Regions from separate parts of the Homo sapiens genome. Here all the other regions are linked to region 3. The links are chromatin loops, found by intact Hi-C in ENCODE. Cell type or tissue: heart left ventricle. All regions are shown on one strand. Each heading gives the region's core, and the rest is flanking DNA. Links, peaks and the distances in the headings are about the cores only.

Region 1 (10,617 bases), core at 986-8,985, 350 kb after region 3:
TAGGAAAAGCAGAATGCTTATCTAAAGGGTGATGGAAAATGCTTAAGAGAAAGCTATTCTACAGTTCAAAAAATTTCTTTCTTTCTTACCCAACTCTAAATTTCTTTTTTTATTTTTTATTGTTATTTTTTATTATACTTTAAGTTCTAGGGTACATGTGCACAACGTGCAGGATTGTTACATATGTATACATGTGCCATGTTGGTGTGCTGCACCCATTAACTTGTCATTTACATTACGTATATCTCCTAATGTTATCCCTCCCCCCTCCCCCCACCCCACAACAGGCCCCGGTGTGTGATGTTCCCCTTCCTGTGTCTAAGTGTTCTCATTATTCAATTCCCACCTATGAGTGAGAACATTCGGTGTTTCGTTTTCTATCGTTGCGATAGTTTGCTGAGAATGATGGTTTTAAATTTCTAATAAAAAATATAGATAATTATTGATTGCATAATAAATTGCTGAACTGCCTCAAGTTGTGTGAAAATAATGATAAAAGAGTGATCATAAATATTTTCAAGTGATTTATTATATGAACCAATTCATTTTTGATTAATTTGCTGTGAGCCTTTCTTTCCTCTGTGGCTCAGGTAATGGAACCATAAAATATTACATTTGGAAAGAACATCTATTTCTCTGCCCCTCATTTGTTTTTGTTTTTTTTTTTTCAGAAGAAAAAACTGATGCCTGAGGAGTAATGTGACTTGTTTACTTGTGTTTCCTGTCCTTAAATGACAATTTGTTCAGAATGTTGCATCACCAGGGCCGAAGTACCTGAAAGTTTAATAAAAAATGAATAAATGAATGAATAATTGCATCAGATAAGGGTTCAATTGAGAGATTCTTGGTACGAAGTTTTTGTACCATGGACTTCCATTGCAAATTGATAAAACTTATTGACCTCATCATAAAAATGGTGAAGTGCATAAAATAAATACGTAGGATAACAAAGGAAACTAAAGGTATTGAAGTATAGTCTGTGTACTCCAGCTAAAGAACTCCTGGAAGGTGATTTATCGTGTCCCTTCCATTTCTGAGATGTTGCACTTCTATCGTGTAATGTCTTGTTACTCTTGGATCAGCAGTCTTGATTGACAACCCCTGCAACTACTCTGCATTCCAATCTAGATTTTTTTACATTTTCTTTTCTTTTTTCTTGTTTTTTTTTTTTTTTTTTTTTTTTTTTTTTGAGACAGAGTCTTGCTCTGTCGCCTAGGCTGGAGTACAGGGGCACGATCTCGGCTCGCTGCAAGCTCCACCTCCCGGGTTCACGCCATTCTCCTGCCTCAGCCTCCTGAGTAGCTGGGACTGTAGGTGCCTGCCACCACACCCGGATAATTTTTTATATTTTTAGTAGAGACGGGGCTTCACCGTGTTGGCCAGGATGGTCTCGATCTCCTGACCTCGTGATCTGCCCGCCTTGGCCTCCCAAAGTGCTGGGATTACAGGCGTGAGCCACCGCGCCTGGCCCTTCAATCTACATGTTTAAATACAATATCCTCTGAAGATTCATGTGCCTATTAGAGCTTGAAAATCACTAGTCCTGGGATCAAAGTGAGACCCGGGTGCCCAGAGATTGGTGCCCAAAGCCCTTGTACTGCTGCTGGTGGACTGGTGCTACTATATTTTTGTGTAAATCCTGCAGTGGTTACATATTTCAGCCTAAGGCCGACTTGGCTTTCATCCTCTGCCAGTGTCTGTTTTTGCTTTAAGGATAATTCATCTCAGTTTCAGTAACTGAAACTGTTGTTGCTTTCTGAATATTGCATACCACAAGCCTGACGTGATGTAGTTTTTACCCAGACTTCCCTTTGCTGTTTAAGCAGCAAAATTGGAAGCATTCAAATTAGAATATTTTCTTCAGAAGAGTAGACCTTATTTAGAGAACTTTATATGACTGTAATATGATCTTAAGGACATATTTGGGACCTTTTCCCACAGACTGAAATTTTCATATGCTTATGGTTCTCTCATATTTATTATTTATCTTCAGGCATAGATATGATTTGGAAATTGCCTTTTTAACTCCGTCACCTATTTTATTACTGCTGTAAACTCCTTATTACCTAAAATCAAGGTCGTTGGTTTGGCGCCAGCCTTTGTCTGTGGACCTATCAGTCATTCCACCTCTTAGCATGTGCTGTCAGCCCCAAAGACAAAGCTCTCGGCTGTAATGTATGTCCCCGTATCTCCACCTTTGTGCTCACGCTCTTGTCTTCAACACATTCCCCTTATCACACATTCCCCTTCTCAGAACTTCTTAGAGGGCCAGGGGGCCCAGCCCACTTCTGATAGCAAGGTTTCTGGTATGTTAAAAATAAAAATCCCCAAATGGTTTACAAAAATTTTTGGTATGTTTTAAATATTTGCACATAGCGCATTCACATTACTAATCTACATACTCAAATCCAATGTATGTAGACACTTGTTTGGGGACAGCAAATATATAAATGTGAGACACAGGCCAAGTGATCCTACTGGCTCCCTCAAAGCCCCCAACCCATGAGAAACTCTGCTCTCATTTTGTTGTCTGCAGTGTTCTCTCCTTACAATTCCTGTAGCACGTTGATTATGATTTACACAGCATTTTTAAAGGCTTTTTCCTACCTTCCATATCCATTTATTTATTTATTATTTTATTTTTTTTTGAGAAGTAGTCTCGCTCTTTTCGCCCAGGCTGCAGTGCAGTGGCGTGATCTCGGCTCACTGCAAGCTCTGCCTCCCGGGTTCACACCATTTTCCTGCCTCAGCCTCCTGAGTAACTGGGATTACAAGTGCCTGCCACCATGCCTGGCTAATTTTTTGTATTTTTAGTAGAGACAGGGTTTCACCATGTTAGCCAGGATGGTCTCAATCTCCTGACCTCGTGATCCACCTGCCTCAGTCTCCCATAGTGCTGTGATTACAGGCGTGAGCCACCATGCCCGGCCGTATTTATTTTTTAATTTAATTGGTACATAATTTATTTTATTGGTACAAAATATCACATGTAGCCCATAAATATGTATATATTTTACATATGCATATACATACACAAAATACACAAAATGCTGTACCTCAGTATATAAAAAGTGTTGTGTGTAATGTTTGAGGTGATAGATATCTCAATTACCCTGATATGATCACTGCACATTGTATGCATGTATCAAAATATCACATGTGATATGTTTATATACTGAGGTACAGCATTTTGTGTATGTATTTTACTCTATGAGATTACAAGCACCCTTGGGGTGGAGAATGTGTACTATTAATATACATAGTACATTCAGTGAACCCATGATGAATTAACAAATGATGGTAATCTACTTATCATAATATTACATGAGCTTTCACTTGGACACAGATATGAGCACGGGTATTTTGAATTATTTTCAGAGTTTGGTTAAAATCGGTGTCATTCACATGGATTTGTATGTGTGTGTGCCTGTGCACGTGCTTTTTTTTACACTAGGTTATTGAAATACGAGTATTTATGGAACAGCTTAAAATGTGTGTTTTTATGTTTATGATACTTTGATTTTATGATTTTTGTTAGCTTCTCCACATACGTGTTTACTGGATAACATTGCCAGATGCTAGGAACACAGCTGTGAACCTGTGTCAGGTAGCTTCTAAAAGGGAAAAAGAAAATAAGCCCAAGAATTTCACTGTGTGATAATTGCTTTGAAGGGAAATATATTCTGCTTGTTTGTTAAAGCAGATGGGATATGATTTATTTGTAAACAATTAAACAGTTTTAACATACTGGAGAAGAAATTGAGTCAATAAAGGAATCTTAGCTGGGATTACAGCTAAGACTGTAAGAATGACAGATTGAAGTAAAGAAGAAATTGTACAAAAGCAGGCAGCTAGTTGAGGTTGAGGAGAGGAATAAGAGCAAATTATTGCCAAGTCTTATGTATCAACTGGTAAACTTTCAATCTTATTCATTGGAAAAATGACTGATAAACACTGTGTACATATCACAATGTTTAAAGTTTCTTTGGTTTTATTTTTAAGAGAAAGAGAGTGAACGACCTCTTCTTGATGGTGACTTGAGAATAGTATCTTTATGTTAAAGAGACCCGTAGGATGTTTAAAAGGCCTGTGGAGTACACCTAAGGTGACTACTTTAGGCGTGACTGATCATCTAAATAAGATGGTCAAGATTTCTGGGAAATTTCTGGTCTGATTAAAGTCTGTGAAAACTTAGGCTGTCATCAGCATTGGCAAAGCATTGCAGAAACATTGCAGGGATATTGGCGATGTTTACTGAGAAGACTCCACGAAAACAGGTGGTTGCTCTATGTATGTTTGAAATTCTAGAGGCAGCCAAGTTATGATGAGTAAAATAAGCAAGTAATTTTGTTTTTCTTAGTTAACATTTGATAATTCAGTCTTATGGCTCTAAAAGATATTAAGTATGTTTTATTTTAATGTGTTTCTATTTTTAGGAAGGAAAATCTGAAATGTGCTAGTATCTGAATTTCGGAAGAAATGTAGCTTGGTTTTAGATAGCTGTTAGGAAATATCGCCATCTAATGGCTTTTGCATCAAATTGCAGATAACAGTTCCTGAAGGACTCCATAAAAGACCCCATAAGACGCCTAAGGACTTCATAAAATGAAGACTCCATAAACTTGGTCCAATAGATTTCACTTACTTCATCATCAAAAAGCTGTCAGAGTGTGATATGTAGAAAACCTAATTATAATTTTAAGTGCTCATTTTGTTCATCAACCATCGTTAAAACAAAAATAGTATCTTGTTACAAATAAACTTATTTAGTGTATTCATTTATGCATATTTTGATTATTGACTTAAGTCAGTAACTGTTAGAATGAAGTTTAAAAATCCGTAAATTCAGAGAGGAACTTCTTTTCTTCTGACTAGTTTTTTGATTCTTGAATGACAGGTTGAAACAGATGTTCTCTATGAACATAACCAAATCAGCAACGTTAAGTTTGCATTCCTAGAAGCACTTACATGTTACAGCTTACCAGAGCCTGAAGTGATGCCTCCTTTTGCCTCTTGATACAGCACTTGTCTTATGGCAACGGCAGCTTACACGTGGATGCCGCTTTCCAGCAGACTCTCTGGAGCGTGGCCCCAATCAGCTCAGGAAGTGAGGCAGCCCAAGGTAAAAACTCCACTTCAATTAGAGGGCCTGTCCTTGCTGCAAAGTTGACAGTCATCTTTGGAATTGTGATAATGAGCTGATTGTTAATTAGAGCTTTTTGTCTGTGTCTAAATATTCTGTAATGCAGATACCTGACATTTGAGGATCTTGTTTAAACTGCTATTTTAACAGTGAAGCTTGGGTGAAGATTAATCTTCCCTTATTTTTATGCTACTGTCAGCTTTAGTTTATTTGTGTATGCTTTATGTGATAGCTTCCTATGGATTGTTTTCTTCAATTTTTTGACCTCAGAGTATTGCCTGGTTGGACTAATGTCAAGATTTCTTATTTTCTGAGGTCATGCCTTATAGCTGGAATACGAATTTTACAAAGGAGCAGGGTTTCCTAGGGAAATATCTGTATATGTTCTGGTTATTCCAACTTACATAGGTTCACATTTGATTCTAAATGTGTTTGTATGTTTAACAGAGGATTTTATGTGTCTGAGGTCATGCTTTTAGTGGGAATATCCCTAACTGTGGGACTCGGGCACCCAGGACTCAGAGGGAACAGCAGGCACTGTCTATCTCTGTGACCTTGGCCAGGTCCTTAAGACTCACTAGACTTCAGTTTCTTTACGAAAGTAGAAGATTGGACCAGATGATCTGTCTGGCTATCAGCACCTGACACTGACAGTCCAGACCTGAATGATTTTTTATCCTTACAGGGTATCTCATTGGTGGTGATGTCCTCAGGTTGCTGCATGGACACATGGACGAGTGTCTCACTGTCCCTTCAGGAGAACATGGTGAAGAGCAGCGGAGGTTAGTACCTGAGCTCATTGCATTGAGACTTGCACTCTTTTGCCTTGATGTAATGTTTTAAAAACTAGGGATCTATTCATTCAGGCCAGTAGCATCATACAAGATGGGCTACTGACATTCATTGATTCACTGAAGTGATCCATTTGTTGCCCCCTCTTAGCTTTTTCTCATGTTATATTTCTATTACCTACCAACAGAAGAACTGAAAATTTTTGTATAATTAAAACATATTAAGAAACACTGAACAAAATTAACGAAGTGAGAAGAGTGACCACATTGCATTAAACTACTTAGAACTTCATTAAATGCTCATTAGTTTTGATTAATTTTCTTTTTAGAATGTTTAATCTCAAACTCAGTTTTGAAGTCAGAGTTCTCAAATTGCGTACAATTTTAGGACCCTTTGCTATGACCTCTCATTTATTGATACAGATGATAGAATTGATCACTTTCTCTCATATTTAATCTGATATAATACCTCTCTCATGTTAATTTATTTGGCACTGGGACAAGATTACAATAGTATGAATCTACTGAGAAAAGTGCACAAATATTACAAAACCATAAAAATATTTAGAATAGTTTGCTACTGCTCTACCTTACAAATTAATCAATGAATGTAGTAAGATGAATATGTAAATAAGAGATTGCAGTGAGAGAAGGTACTGTGTGGATGGTTTGTTATGTATCTTTAAATCTTTTAGTGGACATTTTTCATATTAACATGGACACTTAGGTAACTATTAGTTAATAATTATTTATTTTTATAATTTAATAAAAATACATAGGGACCATTTAGAAAATTAAGAGTCATTTAACCAGCTGCATAATCTCAGGAAAAGTCCCTCTGAGACCTGGGTACTGGGTCTTAACCTCTGTTCCCAGGCAGACCTAGATAATGGTCAAGAGTGACATAAGTCCCCTGGAAACATTCCGTAAGCTAAAACTGCCTCTTTCAGTAGGTTTAGGAAGAAGATGTCGATGGTGTCAGTAGGGTTTGTATAAAAGATAATGGAGATTTTAAGACACTTGGATAAGGAATTAGTTTCAAACAGAAATATAAACTTAAGAACTAGAGAGATGTCAAGCATATTCTGGGAATAGCAATTATTCCAGAGTGATTAGGGGGAAAATGGAGGAAAAGGTGGAAAGTAGACAAGAGAAAGATCCTTAGTGCCATTCCCGTGGGCTGGCTTCTATTCTGAGGTTGTTAGGAAGGGATGTGGGGATCAGAGTGGAATAGTTAGTTCTCTTTTAAAATAATAACTCTGTTAGGCAAGGAGAACTTAGATTAGAGGTGGGGAGAATCTGAGTCACGGAAATGAAATGCAGTAATTCGTGTGACAAAATCCAAGAACTTAGCCCAGATAATGCCATCAGAATGGAGAGGTTTACTTGCATCATAGACATTTAGATAAAAGTGATGGGTTTAGGGGAGAACTAGACACAGGCTGTGAGAGAAGGTATCTAATCCAGCGCCATCTTTTTTTCTGCCTCAGGGGAAGACAGCTGGAGCTAAGGATTGCAGGAGATGGTACATGTTTGCTATGAAAGATGGAGTTAAACTTTGGTTACAGATGAGTACAGTCTATGAGACGTCCAGTAGGAAATTGGGATGTCTGAGTCTTTAACTTAACAAAACTTGGGATGGGTGCAAATTCTAAGTGTAAGGGGGATATTTAAAGGAATGGGGTCTATCATATGTTCATCAGATGGAGAGGGAAGAGCTGGGATTAGATGTGTTTGTCGATTGGGCATGGCCTTATGAAGGCTGTAAAGACCTGGAATAGCCTAATCAGGCAGGGGGCTGAGGATGGATTCCTACAGAATGCTGATGTTTAGGATGTGGGCAGAGAAATAAGAGTCAGCAAGAGAGTCAGAGTGATAGTTTAGTAGGGAACCAGGGAAGTTAGTCATTGAAGTCAAAGGATTGGGTTGTGGATATGTTAAATGCTATGGTGTGTTTATTTGGAGTTAGAGCTTATAAGAGACCATGCCAGAGTCTTTGGATCCTCAGTCCCTGATTTGTTAAATGGAAGACAGACTAAGTGTTTCTTAGAGCTTTTTCGGCTGTATCTACAGACACTGTAGAGCTTCGTGGTTAAGGTAATGGACTCTAGAACCAGACAGATCTGGGATTGGGGTTCTGCTCTGCCACTTACCAGTTGTGTGACTCATGTAGGTGACATAGTTTCTTTAAACAATGGTTTCCCCTCTTTGTAAAATGCAGCTTAAATATTATCTCCTGCTTTATGGGGCTATTGAAAAGACTAAATAAGAAAATACACGTAAAATACTTGATGCATATTGAGAAATCAACACATTTATTGTTATTATTTAGTCTGTTGCTATTATTTAGTCTGAAGAGGCAGCATTTAGCCAGATATGATTGAAAAGTTTGAGGGACTCTGGGCATATGGATGACAGAATGGCAGAGCATAGACTTTGTAGGAAGAGAGGCCAGACTGGATCCAAGAGGATCCTTTCGATGGCTAGTTATGATTGCAGAGAAATCTAGGGGACATTTCAAAGATATTTTAATCATGTTCTGGACCCACTCTCCCTTTGCATATATGTTGAAGCCTGCCCCTCCTTTCCAAATAGTCTTCTTGATTTCATGTTGATAATTTCAGTTCAACTTATTCTTAGTATGTAATTAGACCAGCCTATCAGGACTCTTGGTAGGTAGTGATGGTGGTAAGAACGCGTTTGTTTGTGTCCCTTTTTATAGCATATTTACATGGGTGAAATTAGATTAAAATGGATGTCAGATTATGACTCGAGGGAGAAAATGAGTCAGCAGTAGGCAGCATGGAGCTGAAGGGATGTTGCTTAAGAAAAAACTATTTGTGTTGGTTATACTGGGATTGAGCAATTATTTGAATAGAATGATAAAAATAATTCCTTGAATTTCACAATTATATAGCACTTCATTATTTCTAAATCTTGTTAATACCATTGTTTAGAAAGTTTTCAACCTCCCTCTGTTATTTCCCTAGGTCATTGTAAGGAACTTGGGGGAGGCAAAGGATAGCTCACCCCGGAAGCAGCCTTTATTTATTTGTTATCAGTCTGTACTGGGGGAGACATGCATAATGATCATCTAAAAATATACTTTTTTCATTCATTAAACAAAGAAGTAAAAGTAATTTGATTTTTGCACAGTGACATGAAAGCTAGAGAAGGTCCTGGGAAATATGTAAAAAAAATTTTTTACCTTATAATTCTTTCCTGTAATTATGATCTGGCTATACTCATTAATTGTATGCTGTTGTTAACGTTAAATAACTAAAGTCCAATTTACTTTGTTAGGAGACATAGTGGAAACTATTAAGGAGATGGCCAGAAAAGATGTTTACTTCTGAGTGATTTAGGAATAGTCTGGTCATAAATGCTGTGTTTCTACATGGATTTGTGCACCTGTTCCTGCTTTGTTCTATTGACAGTTATTTAATATACATAACTGTAATTGTAGCTATTGAAAATCCACCTCAATAATGGGTTTTATGATTCTGGATATCAGTAGAGTTACCTTTACCTTCCTCTTCACATTTAGATATGTATGTGTATGTGGTTACCTATTCATTCTCCTAAAGAATGTTAATAAAGCTCTTAGAATGAAGAGCATATAGAGCTATTCAGTTAAGAACAACTGAATTGGAGATGATGCCTATCAGAGTTAAACTAAATATTTATCTTTTTCTCATGCTTCCTGCCCATTTTGCTTTTATGGATTGAATCCTGACGTGTTCATGAAATACAGCATCATTATTGTTTTAAGTTACTTGAGATTTTTTTCCGAAAGACAAATCGCTCTAAAATGACTAGTAGACAACTTGTCTAAACAACAACAAAAATAGTAAAAATATAACCTATAGTAGTTGTGAGCAGTCAGGTATAAGGGAGAGAGCTCATTAGTATTAACTATAGTGTCGTAACTTTTTAGTTCTTATTAAACTCTTCAATTAGTGAGATAGAATGAGTTAAAGAGAAGCAAGTCTGGTAGTTGGGAAGGGATGTGTCAGTATCCCTTGTCAATCATGTTTTAATTATTGCTTTAAAAATAGGCTTTTGCACAACAGGGTAACTATAGCCAACAATAAATTTATTGTACATTAAAAAATAACTAAAAGAGTGTAACTGGATTGTTTGTAACACAAAGGATCAGTGCCTGAAGTGATGGATCCCTCATTTACCCTGAAGTGATTATTATGCATAGTATGCCTGAATCAAGGCATCTCATGTACCCCATAAATATATATACCTACTACATACCCACAAACATTAAAAATAAAAACTTAAATAGGCTTTCATTCTGGAGGCTTGACATTTGACTACTAAATTTTATTTCAAGCCTGACATATTTTATGTGGAGAGTATTTTCTGTTCTAGATTTTGTTTCTAGATTGCATCTCATTATTTCCATCCAAAATTTTATGTGAATATAATAAAATATCAACAAAGGCATTTCCTTTATGTGCACATAGACTTATTTATGGATTTGATATGCACTATGTGAATAAACTGTGCATACTTTTATATTGATACATTTTAAAATGGATGCATTGGGGAAGATTATTTGGGGCCTTTAGTTTGGAAATCTATTAAGGAAACATTGTTTGAAAAGCATTATTTATGTTAAAAACAGGTTTGCAATGTCGAAACTTTTTATTGATTCAATAAGAATGTGTA
Region 2 (10,617 bases), core at 1,466-9,465, 43 kb before region 3:
ATGTGTCTGTAAGGATTTTCCCAGAGGATGTTGGCATGTTAGTCAGTGGACTAAGGGGAGAAGATCCAACCTCAGTGTGGGTAGCACCATCCAGTCAGTTGGGGGCCTGGGTAGAATAAAGAGGCAGAGGAAAGGCAAATTCACCCTCCGTCTTCTGGAGCTGGAATGCCCTTCTCATGACCCTGCACGTCAGAGCGTTAGGCCCTTGGACTCCAGGACTTGCACCAGGGGCCTCCCCAGTTCTCAGGGCTTTCAGACTTGGACTGAGCCATGCTGCTGGCTTCCTTGCTTCTCCAGCTTGTTGATGCCCTTTCATGGGACTTCTCAGCCTCCATAATTGCATGAGCAAATTCCTCTAATAGATCCTCTTTTATCGCTCTCTCTCTACATATATATTCTATTGGTTCTGTCTCTCTGGAGAACTCTAATATGTCCTGAAATCTGATTCATCATTTGACTGGATCAAGTGTTCTATGTTGGAAATAATATACCTTTTATATTTTAGAGACATTCTCGCATTGCCTTCTCTTTCTGATGCCATTTTGATTTCTGCTCCATTGTTTGTCTCTGGTATCCTGAAATTTTATGACAATATCCTGGGTACTTCCTGTACTCTTACAAAAATAAATGCTTTTGATTCTGGGAAATTATGTTTTTTTTTTTTTTTTTATAATTTCTTCCCATTTCTTCTCTCTTTCCTGGAACTACTTTTGGGTGTTAGAGCTCCTAAATTGGTACTCTAGTTTTCTTATCATTTCTTCTATGATCTATCTCTTTTTCTTTCTGCTTCACTTTCTAAGTGAATGCTTCAACTTTATCTTTCCTTGCTTCTGCTAAATTTCTCATATTTTTAATTTTTAAGAGTAGTTTTCTTTTCTCTGAATGTTCCTGTTTGAAGACATTCTGTTTTTGTTTTATGAAAGCAATATCTTTTCTCTCTGATGATACTAAAGAGAAGTTTGTGCATTTTCTTCTTCTTGTGTAACTGCTGTTTCTTTCAAGTTTTCTTTTGCTGCTTGTTTTGGTTTCTAACACCTATTTTAGGGGCTTTTCTCAAATGCCTGGTTTTCTTGGTTGCTCATTTTTAAGAGTGGCTTACTAAGAAAACTATTGAAAGCTCTAAGTTTGTTTGTGGGGCTGGTGGAATTGTAGGAATCGCTGTTAGGAAAGTAGCTGGGCTGTTACATTGGAAAAATCTGTCAGTAGCATTAAGTCTTTCTTATAGGGATAGTCAGATGCCCCTGTGAAGGCTCTTCCAATATCTACCTAGAGAAGTAGCATGTGCCACCAGCATTCTGGGAGCTGAGTTTGGGAAAAGGGATGGGGATTTCAGTATCTATAAATATGTGTTTACTCAGCCCTTTTGCTTCAGTATGGTGCCCTCACTCCCAGCTGGGCCTCCATCTCTAGTCCAGGGACCTTCTTCAGAGAACAAGCCTCCCATCTCCTGCTGGGATAGACAGGGTGCATCCACCCATCTCTATGGAGGGAGCTGGGGAGAGGATCTCAGGATCTAACTCATAAGCAACTTAGCACTATTTATTTAGACCTACCTTTACACACACACACTCATACATGCATACACACATGCACACACACATGTGCACACACATGCATGCAAACATGCACACACACATGCACACACACATATGCACACACGCACACTTGTATTCTAGAGGTAACCACTGCCACCAATTCTTGTGACTTTGGGATTCTCTGGTGTTAATTGGATTGATTCTTGGCCTCCTTCAATACTGGTTTAGCATTCAGCTTTCTCAGGTCTTTTAATTCATTATCACTCTCCACAACTCACCCAAACCCTCCCATCGGGCCTTGAGAGATTAATATGTCATCAGTATGTCAAATAAAAAATTAGCTGGGTGTGGTGGCTCATGGCTGTATTCCCAGCTACTCAGGAGGCTGAGGTGAGAGGATCGCTTGAGCCCAGAAGGTCGAGACTGCAATGAGCCATGATGGCACCCCTGCGCACCAGCCTGGCAACAGAGGGAGACCCTGGCTCAAAAAAACAAAACAAAATATAACAAAAATAATCCCAACCAAACAGAACAACAACAACAAGGAATCAGAGAAGGCTCAGGGGAGGGACTACTGGAAGTGGCCCAAGTAAAGACAGGTGACTGGAGGCTTCTGCATAAGGGACGGCAATTTAAGCCTACACATTTACCATTGCTCCCACCTGAAATGATAGCGAAGGAATTGTTTTGAGGGCAAAAAACAAACAAACAAACAAAAAATCCCAGGAAAAAAAGATGGGAGGAGAGAGGTAGCTCATATTAGGCAGTTATGAAGAATATAGTAATAAAGGTCAGGCCAGGCATGGTGGCCCATGCCTGTAATCCCAGCACTTTGGGAGGCTGAGGCGGGAGGATCACATGAGCCCAGGAGCTCAAGACCAGCCTGGGCAACAAAGTGAAACCCAGTCTCTACTAAAAATAATTTTTTAAAAGTTAGCTGGGTGTGGTGGCGGCTGTGGTCCCAGCTACTCAGGAGGCTGAGGTGAGAGGATTGCTTGAGCCCAGGAGTTTGAGGCTGCAGTGAGACATGATTGTGCCACTGCACTCCAGCCTAACAGCAAGATCCTGTCTAAAAAAAAAAAAAAGAAAAAAAGACAAGAAATCAGGGTGCTGTTGTATGGGAAGTTTCAGCTTCTCATGGGTGGCTAAAGTGAACAGGGCTGAGAGACTTGAAGGGGTTAGTCTTCATGGCCTATTTCAATGGAAGGTGAGTCAAATGTCCAGGCCTAAGTGTCTGGCTAGAGCCCAGCATAGCTGACATTACGGAGTCTCTGGGCCATGGTTCTCTCTTGTAGTAGGAGCAAGCTTACTCCAGCAGACACTTAGGTTTCTGGCATTACCAACCTCTGCTGAAGCCCTCAGTTGATGGGGCCTTTTGGGGAGGGGAGATGTCCCTGGAACAAGCACATGGAGCTTCCTCAAGGAGCTCAGACAAGGGCAATTGTTGGGGCCCAGGAGAAAGTCATATTGAGCAGATGGGCTCTCTACCCAATGCACACAGAAGCCAATACTATGGCACGGGCTTTTGAGAAAAAAAAGGCTTTATTGCAAGACAGACCAGCAAGGAAGCAGGAGGGAGGCTGAAATCTGTCTCCTCCACTGGGGGTCTGGGGCAAGTTTTAAGGGCTCATGGGCCATGGAAAAGGACTTAGGAATAGTTGGCTTGGCAGGGTCTGACTGGAGGTCTGACATTTGACCATTTATAGTAAGGTATGTTGAGGCAGATTTTACCCCTGATCTTTGGGGCCAATGGACTCCTTGCATCTGAAATAGTTCCAGCATTCAGGTTCTGGTCATGTCCTAGTCTTCTGGTTCTGTTGGAAGGACTTACTGGTTGTGGGTGTTATTAGGGGTCAACGCCTTTCCTATTGCTCAGGCTACATGACTTGCAGTTTCTGGCTGTGTTATACCTACATGGTAACTCGACAGAGTAGGCCCAGTTTGGCCTGGTCCTATGGTTAGAAGAGAGGAAGTACTTACGTGCGCTTGAAGCAGCTGTTGGGTACATGGTCACTGCACACCTGCACGAAAGTACAGGTACCAGGCCGGGCACAGTGGCTCATGCCTGTAATCCCAGCACTTTGGGAGGCCGAGGCAGGTGGATCACCTCACGTCTGGAGTTTGAGACCAGCCTGGCCAACATGGTGAAACCCCGTCACTACTAAAAATACAAAAGTTAGCCAGGCATGGTGACACTCACCTGTAATCCCAGCTACTCAGGAGGCTAAGGCGGGAGAATCGCTTGAACCCAGGAGGCGGAGGTTACAGTGAGCTGAGATCATGCCATTGCACTCCAGCTGAGGTGACAGAGAGAGACTCCATCTCAAAAAAAAAAAAAAAAAAAGATAAAAAAGAAAAAAAAAGTACAGATAACAGCTCACAGCATTACACAAACGTCATTCATGTTTAATGCAATTGTTGCTATCTTTACACCTAGTCCTATGTTTGGAAATTATATTAACATACAGCCTGGGCAATATAGTGAGACCTCGTTTCAACAAAAAATTAAAAAATCAGCTAGGCATGGTGACATGTGCCTGTAGTCCCAGCTACTTGGGAGGCTGAGGTGGGAGGATCGCTTGAGACCTGGAGGTCAAGGCTGCAGTGAGCCATGATTGTGCCACTGCACTCCAGCCTGGGCAACAGAGCAAGACTTTGTCTCAAAAAAAAATCATATTAACATAAAATTCAATTTAATGAACTCAAAGTTCATTATGATTGGTGATAAGACTTTTGCCAGTAAGAGGTTTGGGGAAAGTAGAATGTTACGAAAATTCCAGACGGTGAGAAGCATCTGCGATCTCTTGCTGTTCTTCTTTTCCCCAGGACTGTGTTTCTGGCATGGCCAAATCAGTCACACACGCTCCATGACCCTGTGCCCATGCCCTTGAATGGAGATGCGGGTTGCTGCTGGCGTTAGGCCCCTGCCCATCCCGTGGATGACACGCCTGACCCACGTCCCCTCGCGTCTGTCTGCTGACAGGACTGTGCTCACCAGCTTTGATAAAACCAAAGAGGGGAGAACAGCTTCTCGTCACCTGCTGTAGAGGCAGCATCTACACAGGGTGGCCTCTGTCCTCTCCTTGGCTGTTGGCTTTTTACACATCAGTGTCCTCATTTCCCCCACAAACCCAAGGGCACCTGACACACCATGTCACTCAGTGACTTCACCTGCGAAGAGAAGGGGAGCAGGGCCGGGTGCTGTGTTTTCTCTAACATTGAGGTTGACCTTTCAACACCAGAATACGTGGTGGAAGGAAACAGTTTTCCCCATCCTCACGGCTCTGGAAAAGAGGAACAAAACACTACCAGTTAAATAAAAAGCTTCAAAAGGCATCGTAAATTCCCGTAGCAGGATATTTAAAGAATGGTTTTAACAATCAGACTAAATAAGGCGACCTGACTCCATGCCTGGAAAACTCACCAGGCTCAGGAGAGCTTTGTCATTATTACCTCATCTGAGAGCCACTTAACCCAGGCAGGCCCTGGACGTGCCTTGCTGGCTGATCTCACGCAGGAGAGATCGGTGCAGTGCAGGCAGGTGGCAGACTGGCCGTGCCTCCACACGGGCCCTCCCTGGCCACCACTGTTCGGGATTCAGTTCTTGTTTCTGTTGTTACTCAGAGGGCATAGAGGAGACCGGCATACCCAGCGGCCAAAGGCAGGGCCCAGGCGGGGGTGAGCACAGGTGTGTTATTTCTTTCTTTCCACTTCTACTTGGAGGCATTTCTATAGGGAAAGGGAGTTAGGGTTTCTCTGCAGCAAGCAACCCCCTTGCCCTTCCTCTCCATGATTTTGTGAGTGCAGGAGGATTCCTGATTCTGGTTCATGTGGTCCAAGTCCATTCAGAGATACAGGTGTGAACCAAGCCCCTGACACCAACTTACTGTGTTAGTGAATAAATCACAAAGACTCTTTGGACAATTTGGGGACATTTAGGGGCCTTCGAGTTTCAATATTCTGTAATTCTGACAGCTCTCTGGCTGTCCATGGGTAATGCACAATTTTGCCTTTTATTGGCAGGAGCTGAGGATTTTATTGATTCCGTTGGGTCTGAGAAGAAAGGAGGCCCAGGCACTCATCTTCTCCTAATTAATTTTTCATGTTCCACAGCAGTGATTCCTCCTACAGCCAGGAGAGGCTGAGCAGCGGCTTCGCTGATGCTTTTTGTTAGCATCAGATGTCAGCAGAACTGGCCCACCTCCTGGTCCTGCAGTCCCAGTGGGTGGCTAGGGAGGGAACACAGCTGTCCCTTCTCTCTTCTCAAAGACAGGTGGTGGGGCAGAATTGGGGGAGGGGGACAGAGAGAGGGAGAGGGAGAGAGAAAGGAAGACAGAAAGAGGCAGAGAAGGAGAGAGAGAAAAAGGAAGACAGAGAAAGGGAGAGGGCGGGAGAGAGGAAGAGAGGAGAGAGAGAGAGAATGGCTTGAATAATTGAATGAGAATTGTCTTCCCCAGTGCCTGGCATGGTGGCTCACGCCTGTAATCCCAGCAGTTTGGGAGGCTGAGGGAGGTGGATCACTTGAGGTCAGGAGTTCGAGAGCAGCCTGGCCAACATGGTGAAACCCCGTGTCTACAAAAATTAGTCGGGCATAGTGGTGGTGCACGCCTGTAATCCCAGCTACTCAGGAGGCTGAGGCAGGAGAATCGCTTGAACCTGGGAGGCAGAGGTTGCAGTGAGCTGAGATCACGCCACTGCACTCCAGCCTGGGCGACAGAGTGAGACTCTGTCTCAAATAAATAAATAAATAAATAAATAATAATAATAATAACTGTCTTCCCTGAGATGAAAAGGATCATTTCCCAGCAGGGAAACCCTAGAGCCCAGGTGGCCCGATGGCTTCCTCGGGGTCATAAACAGCACAGTTGCAACGTGAACTTCTGTTGGTTTTCTTCACTGAAGTAGAGCTGCTGCTGCCGTGAGTTAAGGCATCAACCGGTTTTGATCCTTCCAAATAGTCACTGAAGATAGTGGCGTGCATCCCCAGGTGCTATCAGAGGACTGTTTTTCTCTTATCAGGGAAGTCCTGTGCATCTTGTCCCACAGGGCTATGGAGATGTGGTTGGCATGGGACACACCCCCTTCATGCTTAGTTAAAGCGCAATTGCACTGCTGAGGACCGGCTTTGTCTCATCCCCCGTCATGCTGTGAACATTCTGGAGAGAGGAAGTCTGTTTTGTTTTTCTGGCTCCCAGGACCCCATCCAGAGAGACAGGAAGCTAGGAGGTGCCCGTTGAACAGTTGTTCAATGGATGTGAAATAAAAGAACATAAATATGACCCTTGCTTTTATCTTCCTTGGGCATCCCAGGCTCTGGCATTTAGATCAAATGGTTACAGTCTATAGAAGTTGATTCTGTAGACTGTGGTCTGGGAGCACAGGGCAGAAGCTCAGCCCAATGATTGCCCTTCAGTGTGTCGAACGCCCTGTGCTTCACTACCAGGCTTTTTGATGTGGCTGAGAAAGTTTACGTTCAATCTCAAAATGCTCTCCTTAGGGAACATCTAATACGGTTTCCTTGAGAAAATAAATTAATTTCTCAGGTTTGGCATTGGCAAGTGTCCCACTCACTGCCCGTTAGGAACCCTGCTTTCCAAACCTATACTCCTCTTACTATGTCATCCTGATGCCCTGTTTAGTTGCTTCTCATAAGAATAGAAATGGTAGCCGGCCCTGGTGGCTCACACCCATAATCCCATTGCTTTAGGAGGCCAAGGCAAGAGGATTTCTTCAGACCAGGAGTTCAAAACCATCCTGGGCAACTTATCAAGACTCCACCCCTTAACAACAACAATTTATTTATTTATTTATTTATTTATTTATTTATTTATTTATTTATTTATTTAGAGATACGGTCTTGCTACATTGACCAGACTGGTCTTGAACTTCTGACCTCAAGCGATCCTCCCATCTCGGCCTCCCAAAGTGGTAGGATTATAAGTGTGAGACACAGCACCCAGACTAACAAAATATTTTTAAATCAGCTGGGCATGGTGGCTCACACCTGTAGTCCCAGCTACTTGGAGGCTGAGATGGGATGACTACTTGAGCCCAGGATTCCAGGATGCAGTAAGCTATGATCATGCCACTGTAATCCAGCATGGGTGACAGAACCAGACCCTGTCTTAAAAAAAAAAAGGAAAATAATAGTAAGGGTGGTAGGGGAAGAGGGATGAAGAGCGGTTGGTTATGGGTACAAACATACAGTTAGATAGAAGAAATAAGTTCAGATGTTTGATAGCACACTAGGGTGATGATACTTAGCATCAATGTTATGCATATTTCAAAGTAACTAAAAGAGAGGACTTGAAGCCAACACAAAAATGATAAACACTCAAGGTGAGGCATTTCCCAATTACCCTGACTTGATCATTACACATCCTTTGCATGGAGCAAACACTCATATGTGCCTCATGAATATGTAAATCATTATATATCAATAAAACGGAGAAAACTAGATAATAAAAAATAGAAATGGAGGAGATTAAAGAATAGAAATGGAAAAGCATGTGTAGTAAGTGAGTGGGAGGACGATATGTTGAAGTGAGTTGCTTCAGAATGCGGGTGCTTAACTTTGTCATGTCCATTGGGTACCACGAATGACTTGAAGATGTCATTTTTTTTTCTGGATAGGACAAAGGGAATGTAGGTGTATATTCTGGTATCTCCCCATTTCTTTCTCTTATGCCTGAGGTTTCTTGGTGAGTTTTGTTAAGTTCATTTGTGACATCCTTTTGGAAACAGAGCGTAAACTTGTTCTATCTCTCTGTCTTCTCTCCGTTCTTGCCCAGGCTGGGACTCTATTCCCTGGGGTGATGGAAGACTGGCTCTTGAGCTGCATCCTTGGTAGCTTTTCCTTCTTCATCTCATTGCCAGTGAGGACACTGAGGAGGAGAAGGAGGTGAGGAGGAGGAAAAAGATGAGGAAAAGGAGAAAACCAACCACGATCCACTGTCACCAAATGAGCATGCCAGGTTGCCATGCTGCACAGCTCCAAGAAGCACCACTGTCCATGTGGTCAACATGGATGGATCCCTGAGGAGGTGTCCAGCAGCAGCCTGCATGCCATGCGTGGCTCTGAAGTCAATAATCCTGGAAAAAGGGTCATTCCTTCCCAATAAACGACAGTGGGCTATCTCCCGCAGACACCCACGAAATTTCCCTCCTTTTCCTTCCATGGAGGACTGGTGAAAACGTCATCATGGACCTGACCTGCATCTGGAGACCATCCCTCAGAGGTGCTGCAGAGCTCCTTTCTGCCCAGGCATTTACGGTGGGTGAGAACTTGGAGAGGCGAGCTCACGAGGGAGTTGGGGTTTTGACTTGGCCATGACTACTCAGCTCAGGATGAAAGCTGATACTTTCTGAGTGCATTCTTTGATTAACCCTTCAATCCTCACAATCACCCCATGTCACCAGGAGGAAACTGAGGCAAAGTCCACACAACTGGCAAATCTGGTATGACTCTCTTTCTGTCACAGCAGTTTGCTGGCAACAGACCTACAGCCAGATGCTCAGGTGAGTTAGTTCCAGTGGCTGCTTTTTTGTGGCACCCAGACCTCCATTCTCTCCCTTCATCACTGACCTGTTGCTGGTGCCTTCTTGGGACTCTCCCAAGGCCTTGCTGCTTTTCTCTCCTCCTGGGCTTTGACCAAGGCTTACCCATGTGGCCACACAGTTTCAGCAACTTGGGGGAAAATGATAGGAGGTTGAATCCCTTTCCCTTAGGAAGGGACTGAGGCTTCTCATGCTCCATCTAGCAATTGTGTCTTTCTCAAAATGTACAACATTATGTTCCACGAGAGACTCAACACACAGGTGCACAGGTGACATATAGGTGGCTTTTTGCCTATGGAGAAAGTGGAGCATCGGAGGAGCCACAGAGAGGGAAGTGAGGGCTAGCAGGTGAGGGCGGTGTGATGTTTCTTCTCCTCTCAGCCAAGCTCTGTCGCTCCTTGCTCCAAGGGACAGACTGTGCTCCTGTGGGAAGCCTCTGACCTCACTCCAGTGAGAACAGCAAAGTGAGTGGAGGTGACCCAGCCGCCCTTCTGCCCACCACAGCTGCTTAGCTGGAGGATGAAATACACTTATTAGCCAAACCCAATGACAGGCCTTCGTTTCTGCTTTTTAATCCCTCAGTAGTTTATAAATGTTCCTTTCTCTTTTGCAGCTTTGAACTACACCCCTTTCTTTAAGGAATGTCAAATTAAACTTGAATACAAAAGAATATTTCTCACCATCATACCATATAAGTTTTTATGTGTAATTTTATGGCTACGCTTTCCGACTAGATATTAGTATTATAATATTCCAAAGCGAAAAGCAAAAAAGAGTTATTGCCATTGAGATGTAAATATGAATAAACACCGTTTTTAGAATCCAGTGATTTTTGTCAGGCTTTTGGGAGTGCTTGCTTGTCATTTTATAATTGCAATGAAACTGAAAAATAGACCTGAAATTATATAAAAATACATCAAGGAGTGCCCTGCATCTATGTTCTCCTAGTCTTTGAAGGCAAATTCTCTATGAATAGAACTTATAGAGATTCTAATTGGTCTTACAATTGAGTTTCCGGTAATTGAACATACCTTTTAGTCTTCTTTACTTCATATCATCATTTCACATCTTCTTCATTTCAATTACTGGTGCTAGAAAATAAAACGCAATACACTGTGATTCGTGTGTAGAATGCTGGTTAGTTCAGCTCCAAAGAGCAAGTAAGATGTTCTATGCTCAGCTCTCTCCTGGGTCTGCTCATAATAGGTATTCAGTAAATAGTTGTTGAATGATTAAATAAATGAATGAGCAAATGGATACAAGGATGCTGCTATGTAGCATTATGTAACTTGCTTAGATTGTATGTATTTTTTACTGTCTGTCTCCCCTCAATGGGATGACGGCCTCTCGAGGGCAGACGTTTTCGTATGATTTGTTCACAGGTGTATCCCAGGCACGTAGTAGGATGACTGACACATAAGGTACTTGGCAAATATTTCTTGAACAATTAACGAGTCTGGGGCTGTAGCCACAGATTGCACTTTCTCATCTCAGCCAGATGGTTCTTAAATGTATATCTTCAGTC
Region 3 (10,617 bases), core at 1,273-9,272:
TCTTAATTATTACCCATAAAGAAAAGAAGTATAATAAAAAAGTAGACACATTTTCTCTGCCTCTATGCAGTAGTTATTGCATTTGAGGGACATTACCCTTAAACATACACCTACAGGCCTGGGCAATACAGGATCAAGGGCTGTGGTTCACAGGAGGGAGATACAATCTCTGGCCAGAGTAATCAAAGCCCAGAAGGGGGCTTTGAACTAGTCCTTGAAGCATGGAGTGGATTTCAGCAGGATTTTGTGGCCCTGGATGGCTAAAGAAATAGCAAAAGAAGAGGCACGGCTGAGTAGCTTTTTAATCTGCAGAACAGTAGTCTGGTTGGGAGGCAAAATGGGAATACTAGGAAAGAAATATTGAAAAGGTATGTTTAAGGCTATATCGTGGGGAGTCTCCAAAGCCAAGCTGAGGGGTTTGAACATAACCTGGAGGCATCTGGGGGCCACCTTTCAATGGTTCTAGTTCTTATTGGGCAAGGAAGTGACAAGATGAAAACATTATTATAGGGGGTGGTGCTGGTGGGAGTCAGGAAGATGATTTGCACTGGAAAAGCATAAGAAACAGGAAGATTAGTGATGATGTTAGTGAAATTACTCTGGGATATAAAGACAAGAATCAGGAAAATGCCTTTTACTTATAAAAAGACACTGATGTTCAGTGGGAAAGGTGAGAGAGGAATCAAAAATGGTGATCAGAGTTTGGATTCGAGCTGTAGTACAACAGAAATAGGCAAATCAGGAGGAAGATCTGCCTTCAGAGACACGTGACAGTCAGAATGACCTACTTGGGAAGCCACTAGGCAATTTGAGTTGGAAATGAGGCTGGGGAACCCACATTTCCTTAGGAACCCATACCTCCTGATCTGTAGGGGATACATTCCAAGACCCCAGGGGACGCTCAAAACCATGGATAGGACTGAACCCTATGTATGCTGTGTTTTTCCCCTATACATACAAACCTAGGTTTAAGTTTAGTTTATAAGAGGCACAGTAAGAGATGAACGATGATAACTAGTAATAAAATAGAACAATAATAACAATATGCCAGCATCACTACTCATGCACTTTGGAGTCATTATGAAGTAAAATAAGGGATACATGAACACAGGCACCATGATACCGCGATAGTCGATTTGATTATTGAAACAGCTACTGGCTAACGGTGGGGAGTACAGAAGAGTGGATGCGCTGGACAAAGGGATGATTCATGTCCCGAATGGGACAGAGTGAGATGGTACAAGGTTTCATCACGCTACTCAAACTGGCACACAATTAAAAATGTAGGAATTGTTTATTTCTAGAATTTTCCATTTTAAATTTTGGAACTTTGAGTAACTGGAACTGCAGAAAGCAAAGCTGTGGGTAAGAGGGGACTACAGTAATAAGCAAACTTTTCGTCGGGTGGGGACATCCTTCTCTGTGATGTCCAGGGCTCCTCCGATGCCAAGAGGTAGATCATGTGTACTTTTTCTATCTGCATGTAGTTCAGTCCTGACCCTGGAAATCAGAATACTAATTGTAGTTTGGGGCTTCATAATTTGGAAAGGAACTAATACGATAGTGGTGAATAACCTTCAAGTCTTGAAAAACTGATTTACCCTAAGAATCCAAACTGCGGAGAAAGGCACAAATTGGATATTATTTCTGAACACATAGTAATCTCTGTCTCTTTCCAGAACTTACTTGGCATTCCAAGAGCTAGCAGGACCTGCTTTGGCCTGAAACCAGGGACAGATCTCCCGGGGCTGCCAGAGCCTTTTATAGTTCATGCTAGTCTAGACTCTTTTTTGTGCTTTCCGCTTTGGGATGGAGGTAGGGGAGGAGTATAAGTCCTCGGACCCCTGTGTCAAAACTCAGCAGCTGCATACTCTTGGCCAAGCTACTTAACTTCTTTAAGTCTTCTTTCCTGTTTTTCAAAAATGATATTGCTGCGAAGACGAAAAGAAAAAATAAAATGCAAGTGCTCGGAGCATAGTAAATGCTCAATAAATGAAGTTTCATCACCATCGTCATCATTCGTAATGTAATTTCTGGCCATCTTGCATTAATGCAGAGATTCAGGCCATGTGACCTGAGGACTGGCTTGTGGTGAATTTCCCAGGGATTTATTTCTAGGACAGGTGCTCATAAGAATTATAGTATTTTAGAACACATGCAATAAGGATGTAAATAAAATGGAAATTTTGTAAAATGTTGGTCTGTTGAGTTCTGAAGTGGGATAAGAAGATAGGTATGAAATGTTCCTTAGAGATTTTGAAACAGGAAATCTGAGTTAACAAGAAATGGGCTAAATCTCAGGACGTTAGAGGCTCTCTAATCCTAATTTTATAATGATTCGATGACAATTCCAGAGGCTTTCAAGTCAGTAATAAAGCCTTTAATGTATGTAATCTTAATTGAAAGGAGCTGAATTAAAATGATAACATTGAGTATTTTGCTGAGTTTCCGTAGAAACCTTGAGGAAGAAGTTAATTTTTTAAGCTCATGTACATCATTGGGGAGCTTAGTAAATTGTAAGTCAAAATGAAAAAGCTTACATTTGTCCTAATTTTTTTCTTCTTTAAGGCTGTCTAGCATCCTGCCAAGTGAATAAGTGGGCTACGATGGCCCATTCTTAATTAGATGACTGCAGAAAAACTCTTAATTAAAAAAGCAAAAATATAATTTTTCCCTCTCTTGCAGAATATAAAATTAGTCATAAAGAAGAATACTTCCCAAATTTGGACTAAGAAACATAGAAATGTCATCCTCTAAACTTTTTATTAATAATTTTATGATTAATAAAGATTTAAAATGTAGTATCTATTGAATATAAAGATTATATTATAATAAAGCAATATTAAGATAATAAAAAGCAAAATAAGCTATTATACATAACACGAATTTAGAAAAAGAGAATTTTTTTTTTTTTTTGAGATCAGGTCTTGCTCTGTTACTAGGGTAGTGGCTTGATCATAGCTCACTGCAGCCTCAAACTCCTGGGCTCAAGCAATCCTCCTACCTCAACCTCCCAGTAGCTAGAACTACAGGTTTGTGCCACCATGCCTAGCTAATTAAAATTTTTTTTTTTTTTGGTAGAGATGAGGTCTCCATTGCCCAGGCTCGTTTTGAACTCCTGGCTTCAAGCAATCCTCCTGTTTTGGCCTCTCAAAGCACTGGGATAACAAGTGTGAGCCATTATGCCCAGCCAATAAATATTTTAATAAAAATTACAAAATATATAGATATCAAATACTATTTTCTAATGAAAATTGTAAATAATTTTTTTCTATTTAATGAACTATAGTTTTGTGCCTAGAAAAAGGTCTACTTGTTAATTTCTTTTAGTCTGAGTCTACAATAAGAATTAAATACAGTAAACATAAACTTTAAGCTGTATCCAAATTTTATGTATTTTTTCTCAAGTACACTTAAAATTGAGGTTAGTTAGTATCCTATGATCTCTGCACTGGAATTCTTACTACAATTGTCCACCAGAAGAAGAAACTAGGGAATTATAACTAAATTATCCAAAAGGGTTAAATTTTTTTTAAAAAAGCTATAAGTAAAAAGTTTCCATAGCTTTCACTGAAGTTGCTTTCTTGTAAAAATTATTTTGTTATGTAATTATGAAATATAACAGAATATCAGAGTACCAAAAATAATATTCCACCAATATGCCCATCACCAGTATTAAAACACTTGTTATATTTGCTTTGGTTTTCTTTTTAAAAATAAATGTTGTATATCATTCTCAAACATATTTTTATACTTTTAGAACAGACTAGAGATCTATAAACCTCATAGTTTTGTATTTTTGTGTTTTAAAGTCCACATACACGGTGTGTTTTATAAATAGTCTCTGCTCTATGTCTACTTGCTGTTGAAGACTGTATGGGGTGAATAAGAAACATCGAGTGTCTAGGCCTTTTAGCATTATTCCACTTACATTGAGAGAACTAAAGAAATAATAACCATAACTCTTGCTAGAACAGTTTACAGCCTAGTTAAAATGCCAAAATGAAGACGTGGTAAGCGTTTTTATATTATTTTACCTACCATCTGGGTAGAATGGAGTAATTAAGAAACCTGTCTCTGCATAGTTCTGAATAAAATAGTTTAAAACGTCAATTTGATACGTTCTAAATTTGGAAGATCAAATCATTTAACATTAAATCAGGAGCCAATTTCAGAATATAGTCATTGCTCATGGAGGACTCTTACCCGACTTTTTGGGAGCTCACTGGTTGTTCCTTTAGAGACTCGTAAGAGTAAACATTCACATAAATAATAACGGTTTAAGAGTTGGTTAGTCGTCATGGCTACAGGGATAGGTCAAGTTTTTAGGTAAGGTGACTGGTATACTTCCATGAGATAGGGCAGAACATTACTAGTTCTACCACGGACAGCGAGTATTTATACACATATTGTCATTCTCCTGGAAATTTACAAACCTACCCCAGTAAGTACAAAGTTAATGAATGCTAAAAATAAAATATAAACTGTATAGAACTCAGTGGTCGATTTTAATAATGAGTTAGATGCCGCAGAATGTAAGATGTAGGTAAACGGACGCAAAAATCCTTGTTTTACAATGTCTGCATCTCCGTAGTACTGACATTTGAAAACTTTACTTTGCACATACTTATTTTAAGTACGATAAATGAAAGCGCTGTGGACTAGGAACAAGAGACAAATTGCTTTCTTGTCCAAATTGTCTCAGACCCTGTATTTTCTTAGTCATAGCCGTTTGTTAAGTAGGCATTTGGTAGACTATTGCATGGAGGATTGCGAGAGCAAGATATTACTATCTGCGGTGGAATGCTCGAATTTCTTCTCTCAGCAAGGATAATGGGTAGCACAGTCTGACTTTAGACCCATCCAGTGGTTCAGACTTATAGATAGTATCCCATACTTTACCGCAATTCCTTGTTGAATTAAGGCTTGCACTTCGAATACAGACTACACACTTCTGGGTCTGTCTTGTACCACATTGTCTGGCATAGGCGCTCACTGTATATTTGTTGAATGTTAAAGTTCTGTGCACCAAAACCGTGCACTTTGCATCGATTATCTGCGAAAAGCATGGTACACTAAAACTAGATCTTGAAGAATTCCCATTTGATCATGAATAGAGGTAATCCACGTTTAAAATACCAGGTGTTGCGTAATCTCTACTTGGAGATTAGCCACCCCGTGCGCCCAGGTGAAAGATATCATTCTTCCGTGCGATCCGAAGTGCCGTGGAAGTTAGTGCCCTAGCCCAGTCCAGGAGGAAGGGGCGTCGTGCCGGCGGTTTTAAGCTCGGAAGGGGCAGGGGAATGAGCCCAGGGACCCCAGCGGGGCGCAGGTAGGAGGCTGTGCGCTCGCCGGGTGCGCTCCGGCCCCGATTCCCAGCGCAGCCAGTAAGTGGCGCTGGGCCTCGGGTTTGGCGGCCCGGAGGAGCGGGCTGCGGATTACCTGCAGCAGCGGGGAGCCGCCGAGCTCCTCCCCGCCCGCCCCCACACCCCACCCCCACCGCTGCACTAACCCCGGCTCAGCTGGCTCCGCGCACTTGCTCGGAGGAGCCGGGGCCGAGCGGACCGCCGGCTGCAGGCAGCGAGCGCGGCTGGGCTGCGGGGCTGCTTCCCCGCGTCCTCCGGGCCCGGGCCGCCCTCCTCCCGCACAGTGCGGAGCAGGGAGGCCCCGCGCCTCGACCACCCGCGCCCGAGCGTCCGCGCCTCCTCCTCCGCTCTGCAGGCGGGGACCGCCCGGCGCTCGGCACCCGGCAGCGCGGCCCCCTCCAGCCCCCGGCTCCCGGCAGCAGAAGCAGAAGGCAGCGCCAGGGGCCGCCGCCGCCGCCGAGCTCCGCGGGGCTCGGGAGCCGGCCCCGGCGAGGAGGCGCGGAACCATGGCCGATGGGGGCGAGGGCGAAGACGAGATCCAGTTCCTGCGAACTGTAAGCGCCGTGCGTCGCGTGTGCTGTCAGGGGAAGGGGGCGTCAGGGCATCCACTAGCGGGGTCCGGGCAGAGTGACAGCGGGCAGCGGGGACTCGCGGGCGGGGCGAGGGGGTGCCCCCTGAGGATGCGGGAGGAGCGGGCATCACCAAGTGTGTGCAGGTGTGCGTGTTGGGGCGAGGGAAGGCAAGGGCGCGTGTCTGTGCGCGCGTGTGGAAAGCTAGAGGATGGAGCGCGGCTAGCCGGCGGCAGGCGCCCGGGCTCGGACCCGGGGCACCGGGGACAGGAGCGTCGGAGCTGCGGGAACCGGGAGAGGAGGGGACGGCCGGTCCGGCCTGCCTGGTGGCACGGCTGGGACCTCCCGGGCGGCCGGGGGCAGGGTGCAGAGCAGGGTGGCCCGTGGGGGCGCGGGGAGCGGCGGGAACTCGGGCTGTTTCTGGGAATACCGCCGCCGGGAGGTTTCTTGGGCTTTCGGGCTGGACCCGCGCGTTGTCACGGAGCGAAGACGTTGGTTCGCTTACTCCGTGTAGCGTGCGGCGCAGCTGACCGGGGGCGGGGGTGATGGTGCAGGACGCTGCGCGGAGGTTTCCCCCAAGTCAAGGTGCTGCGAAAGCGGAGGAGGAGTCGCCTCCGTGGTCCCCGCGGTTCCCGGGGCTGGTGCCATCCGTGGTGGTGCTGTGACCGCTTGCAAAGCGTGGAAGGCATGGGAAGCGAGCGTGTGTTTGCGTGTGTGCGCGCGCGCGGGTGGTGGTGGGGAGAACATCGTGAACGTGTCGTTCTCTAAATGCTGGCTTATTGCATGCCAAGTGAAGCAAAGTGTGTGTGTGTAAGTGTAAGGGCAGGGTGGCTGCCCGGGAAAGGTTGGCTCCACACTAATACAATTCTTTCTCCTTAAGTACCTCTTGGCACTGCTCCTTCCTTTCTCTCATTTGTTCGAACACTGCAGATACTTCCCAGGCTGAGGCATTGCACACCTCCAAGCTGGGACTGGAGAGCCTCTCCAGAAAAGAAAATGCCCTAACTTCCTGCTAATAATAACCTAGTTAGCATCCTTTCAGTCGTTCCTTCTCCACTTCTGTCCTCCTTCCCGAAGGATGTTCCCTTGCAGGATTCCCCAGACTTCCCCAACCTAGAACTGCAGCTTCTGCTGGTACTTCTTTCCTCAGCAGTACAAAAACAAAACAAAACAAAACAAACAAACAAACAAAACCACTTCCCGGTTACAGTTACCTATAATCACAGAAAATCGTAGATACGGTGGAATTTTGGAATATTAACTTTTAGGTGTGAAAATAGTCTTGATGTATTTGGGTACTAAACATATGAAAACAGCGAATTTGCAAAGGAACGTTGTAAACGACTGTCTCTTTCTCTTTTGTGCATTAAACGGACTGGGAGAAAGCTTTGGGAAGGATAAAAACCCAGGGTCCACATCAGATGACAACCTAATAGTAATCCAGTCTAATAGCTGCAGGTTATGCACCATTGCATATGCTTTTTGAAGTACTGTTGGCCCAAGACCGGGCTTGGAAGAGCCTCTTCACTAATACCTTGGTCACGGTGTATAAACCTGCTAGTAATACAGTTGTCTTTTTCATAGAAAATAGACTATAAGGGTTTTTTTTTTTTTAAGTAATTAACACCACATTAGATTTTTCTCAAAACTAAGGACTATTTTATTCAGGTGGACAAATACGGTTGCTGTATAATTTTTCAATCAATTCGTATCAAACTCTGTGGGGTTAAAACTAGCTGGGACATTTTGGTAGGCTTCATGCACTCAAGGGCTTCCTGCGGGCTTAACTGTTAAGCCGAGCTCATGGAGGTGGTGTTATCAGAATGCTTAATGGGGACCGAGGGAACGTGCTGGCTGATGAGGTTCTGCACATATCAAGTAATGTCAACTCTGTGCCACTCAGCAGCTGCCTGTCAGCTAGAGCAGCACCTTTGATAAGTGGGTCCTGGGTAGAGATCTGGCAGTCCCAGGCTGGGATTTTTCTTTTAATAAAACATCCGTAGGTTGCTGTGCTGACGACAAATGACCTTGAAGGAGGTGACACAGTGGAGCAGGGGGATTTTTTTTTTTTTGGTATAGCATTAACATCTAAAAGGAAAACATGCCTTTCCTCACAATTTTCCAATTTTCATATGGAAATTCTCAAATCCTTTACCGGCTTCTCCACCCATTACCCTCCATCCTTCCCTCCCCCACCCCCCTTTTTTTTCTCTTAACCTGAGAATGTTGGTGGTTCAGAAATGCTGATGGGGTGAATAATGGGGAGACTGTAGTATAGTTCCCACATTGAAGTCGCTTCTTTTTTTTCTGAGGGCATTTATTTCTCTGTCATGTGCAAGCTTGTCAATATGAGTTATTTCTTCTTCTTCTTCTTTTTTTTTTTTTTTAAAGCAAATAGCCCAAGGAGTATTAGGAATCTGTACATCTTGATAAAACAGTTGTAGATGGAAGAATTCTTGATAGTGATGGATGAAGCTGTTTTGCATAGAAAAACAAAAACAGTCATTAAGACACCGTAATTGTGAATTTGATGGGACATTTCATATGTCCTGATTAGAACATCTGGATTATTATCTTGAGCAGGTCATTGTCTATTGGATTTGTATTCAGCACCCCAGCACATTGAGGCATCTTTTTGACCACTGTCCACAGAAAGCTTTTTTGCTTTTCTTTTTTTAGAAGAGGTGTGAGATCACTGTTAAGGGAAGTAGAGGTGAAATCTTTAATGGGCTGTATCTGTGAGTTATGTATGCTGCTGTAAATTAATTCCTCATTTGCAAAGGGGTTTGTCACTGTTTAGCTTGTACCTGTCTCTCTGGCATCTCTGTTCCATTTGCTGCTGCTTGTCGAGTTGGCTCACATTCCTTCCAAATAGTTATGTAGATGAATGATCATTGATTCAGTGGCTCCCCCATCTGTTGGAAACCTGCCCACTTGGGTCTGTTTATCTTTGAGAGAGATTGAAAATATGTTTTTGTAAACTCTGGATATGCTGGGACACTTATTTTATGAGAGAAAAATCCTATCATAAAATAAGCTGTCAGCTTGTAATGGATTCATTCACTGTCATATCCAAACATATCCATGATTTGGAATGTGTGTTTTATTTTAAAGATTTTATTAACTTACCAATGTAGCATCAAACTGTCATTTGGCATTTAAAAACACGCATCTTTTTCGTTATGGTCCTCTTTTTTTTTTTTTTTCCAACAATCATACAGAATGTTATAGAAGATATTCCTCTGACTTTAGGAAAACCATGGTATAAAATGACCTTGGTCAAGGTTTTTTTTTTTTTTTTTTTTTTTTTTGAGTACTTTGTCTTTCTTTCATTTGTCTAAGCACAGTTGAGTTACCCTTGTGGTGTACTGTGTCATGTAGTTTTGTATTTACCCATAGATTGAGACTTAAAGCTTAGTCCTGGCTGTAAGAATGATCCTGATAGGAATGCTTACGGTCTTCCTCCTGTCTTCTTTTGCAGAATGAAGTATTTCATTATAGATTTCTTCTCAGTGTTCATACATCTTGTTCCACAATGACAAGAAGCATCTTTAAATATACTCATCTACAAATGGTGACAATTATGCAGTATAGATGCTGGTGTACAACACTGCATAGTAGTTTGGATGGGAATACTTAGCCCTAGTTTGTAGAGGTCCAGGAAGGTTAATGGTATGAAGTCAGTACTCAGCAGTGCAGAACGAGGACTAAAATTCAAATCTTAGGCTAATAGTGTTCTTTCCAGGAGAGAAAGGCTTCTTTATCTGCTGTTCAAGTATGTTTTAGGTTTATAGCAAAAGAATACCAAGTCAGTTTTCTCAGCTGTAGGAATGTCACAGAGTACAAAGGAAAAGATGGAATGAGCAGTGGAAATTCGCACTTTTTGCTCCCTTCATAATGAAGCTACGAGGAGCTTTAGATAGATATGCACTATGGTATTTTCCCAAGGAACTGATGGAAAGCCCACCCAGGCTTACATCATCAGACTTATTTTATTTTAACTTAGAAATTAGCATGTACACATTGGCAGGAAGGGCAAGATCTAAAACGCTTAGGGCACTAATTTATTTGACATTCAATTGTATTTGTACTTTGGCTTCAGATAAGTGTTTTTATCACGGCTGAATTACCCAAGAAAGGACTCCAGCAGCACTGGGTGACTGTGCTTCTTTAGATAGCTTTCGGGAGAGAGGGAGAGGTGATGAAGCACACATTTTTCCTGAAACTCTGACATTGTGGGAATTAGATTAATTCAGAAAACATTTGTTGAACACCGTCTGTATGCATAGCATGTTAAGGAAGTATTCCAAATAAGTAGGGAAGTGGTTTGCAGCTGTAATTGCAAAGAATAGATATAGAGGATGGCATGGAGCAATCAGAAGGAAAAATGCATAAACAAACTCCAAAACATTAGGGTAGGAAGAGGCCTTTAGAAAACATTACCCTGTCCACCCCATGCCTCTCTGATATTGCAGATAAGGAAACAAAAGCTCAGAAAGCCAAATGACTTGGCCCAGTGTCACACTCCAAGTTAGTGGCATTTAGTAATGGAGAGTATATGAAAATCTGTGAAGAATTTCCAGAAAGGAGGTTTACCAGCACATCATTCTTTATAGAGTAGATTTAAACCCACTTTTCCATTTTATCCTTAACTTGACCTTCATAGAGTTCTGTCTCCAAAT

The links. Peaks named below come from ENCODE experiments on the same cell type or tissue, not always from the same donor. Only the 100,000 strongest peaks of a DNase experiment are listed, where the experiment ranks them.
Region 1: it touches region 3 in a loop (4-fold over the local background); 25 of 110 quality-filtered maps call a loop at or near these places.
Region 2: a loop joins it to region 3, with 2.3 times the contacts of the local background. A loop is called at or near these places in 15 of 110 quality-filtered maps.

The regions. Positions count from the first base shown.
Region 1 is chr1:237,382,259-237,392,875 of GRCh38, forward strand. It overlaps RYR2 (ryanodine receptor 2), which reads left to right. Exons shown (of 105, transcript NM_001035.3): 9 at 5,023-5,122; 10 at 5,829-5,925. Among named protein-coding and RNA genes, the nearest start is that of MIR4428, 84 kb to the right of the region's middle. In heart left ventricle, for the core only: a CTCF peak has its summit at 4,531 (motif pointing left); no DNase peak of the experiment used is centred there; H3K27ac peaks cover 1,211 bases.
Region 2 is chr1:236,993,041-237,003,657 of GRCh38, forward strand. It overlaps LOC107985368 (a long non-coding RNA gene), which reads left to right. Exons shown (of 3, transcript XR_001738551.1): 3 at 8,327-10,016. Among named protein-coding and RNA genes, the nearest start is that of MT1HL1, 6.1 kb to the right of the region's middle. RefSeq lists an enhancer at 4,272-7,177. In heart left ventricle, for the core only: CTCF peaks have their summits at 5,050 and 5,691; DNase peaks (open chromatin) are centred at 4,481 and 5,101; H3K4me3 peaks cover 825 bases; H3K27ac peaks cover 4,612 bases.
Region 3 is chr1:237,036,650-237,047,266 of GRCh38, forward strand. RYR2 (ryanodine receptor 2) reads left to right here and starts at 5,535. Exons shown (of 105, transcript NM_001035.3): 1 at 5,535-5,920. The coding sequence starts at 5,873. In heart left ventricle, for the core only: a CTCF peak has its summit at 5,381 (motif pointing right); DNase peaks (open chromatin) are centred at 5,492, 6,062 and 6,622; H3K4me3 peaks cover 5,432 bases; H3K27ac peaks cover 6,183 bases; H3K27me3 peaks cover 1,250 bases.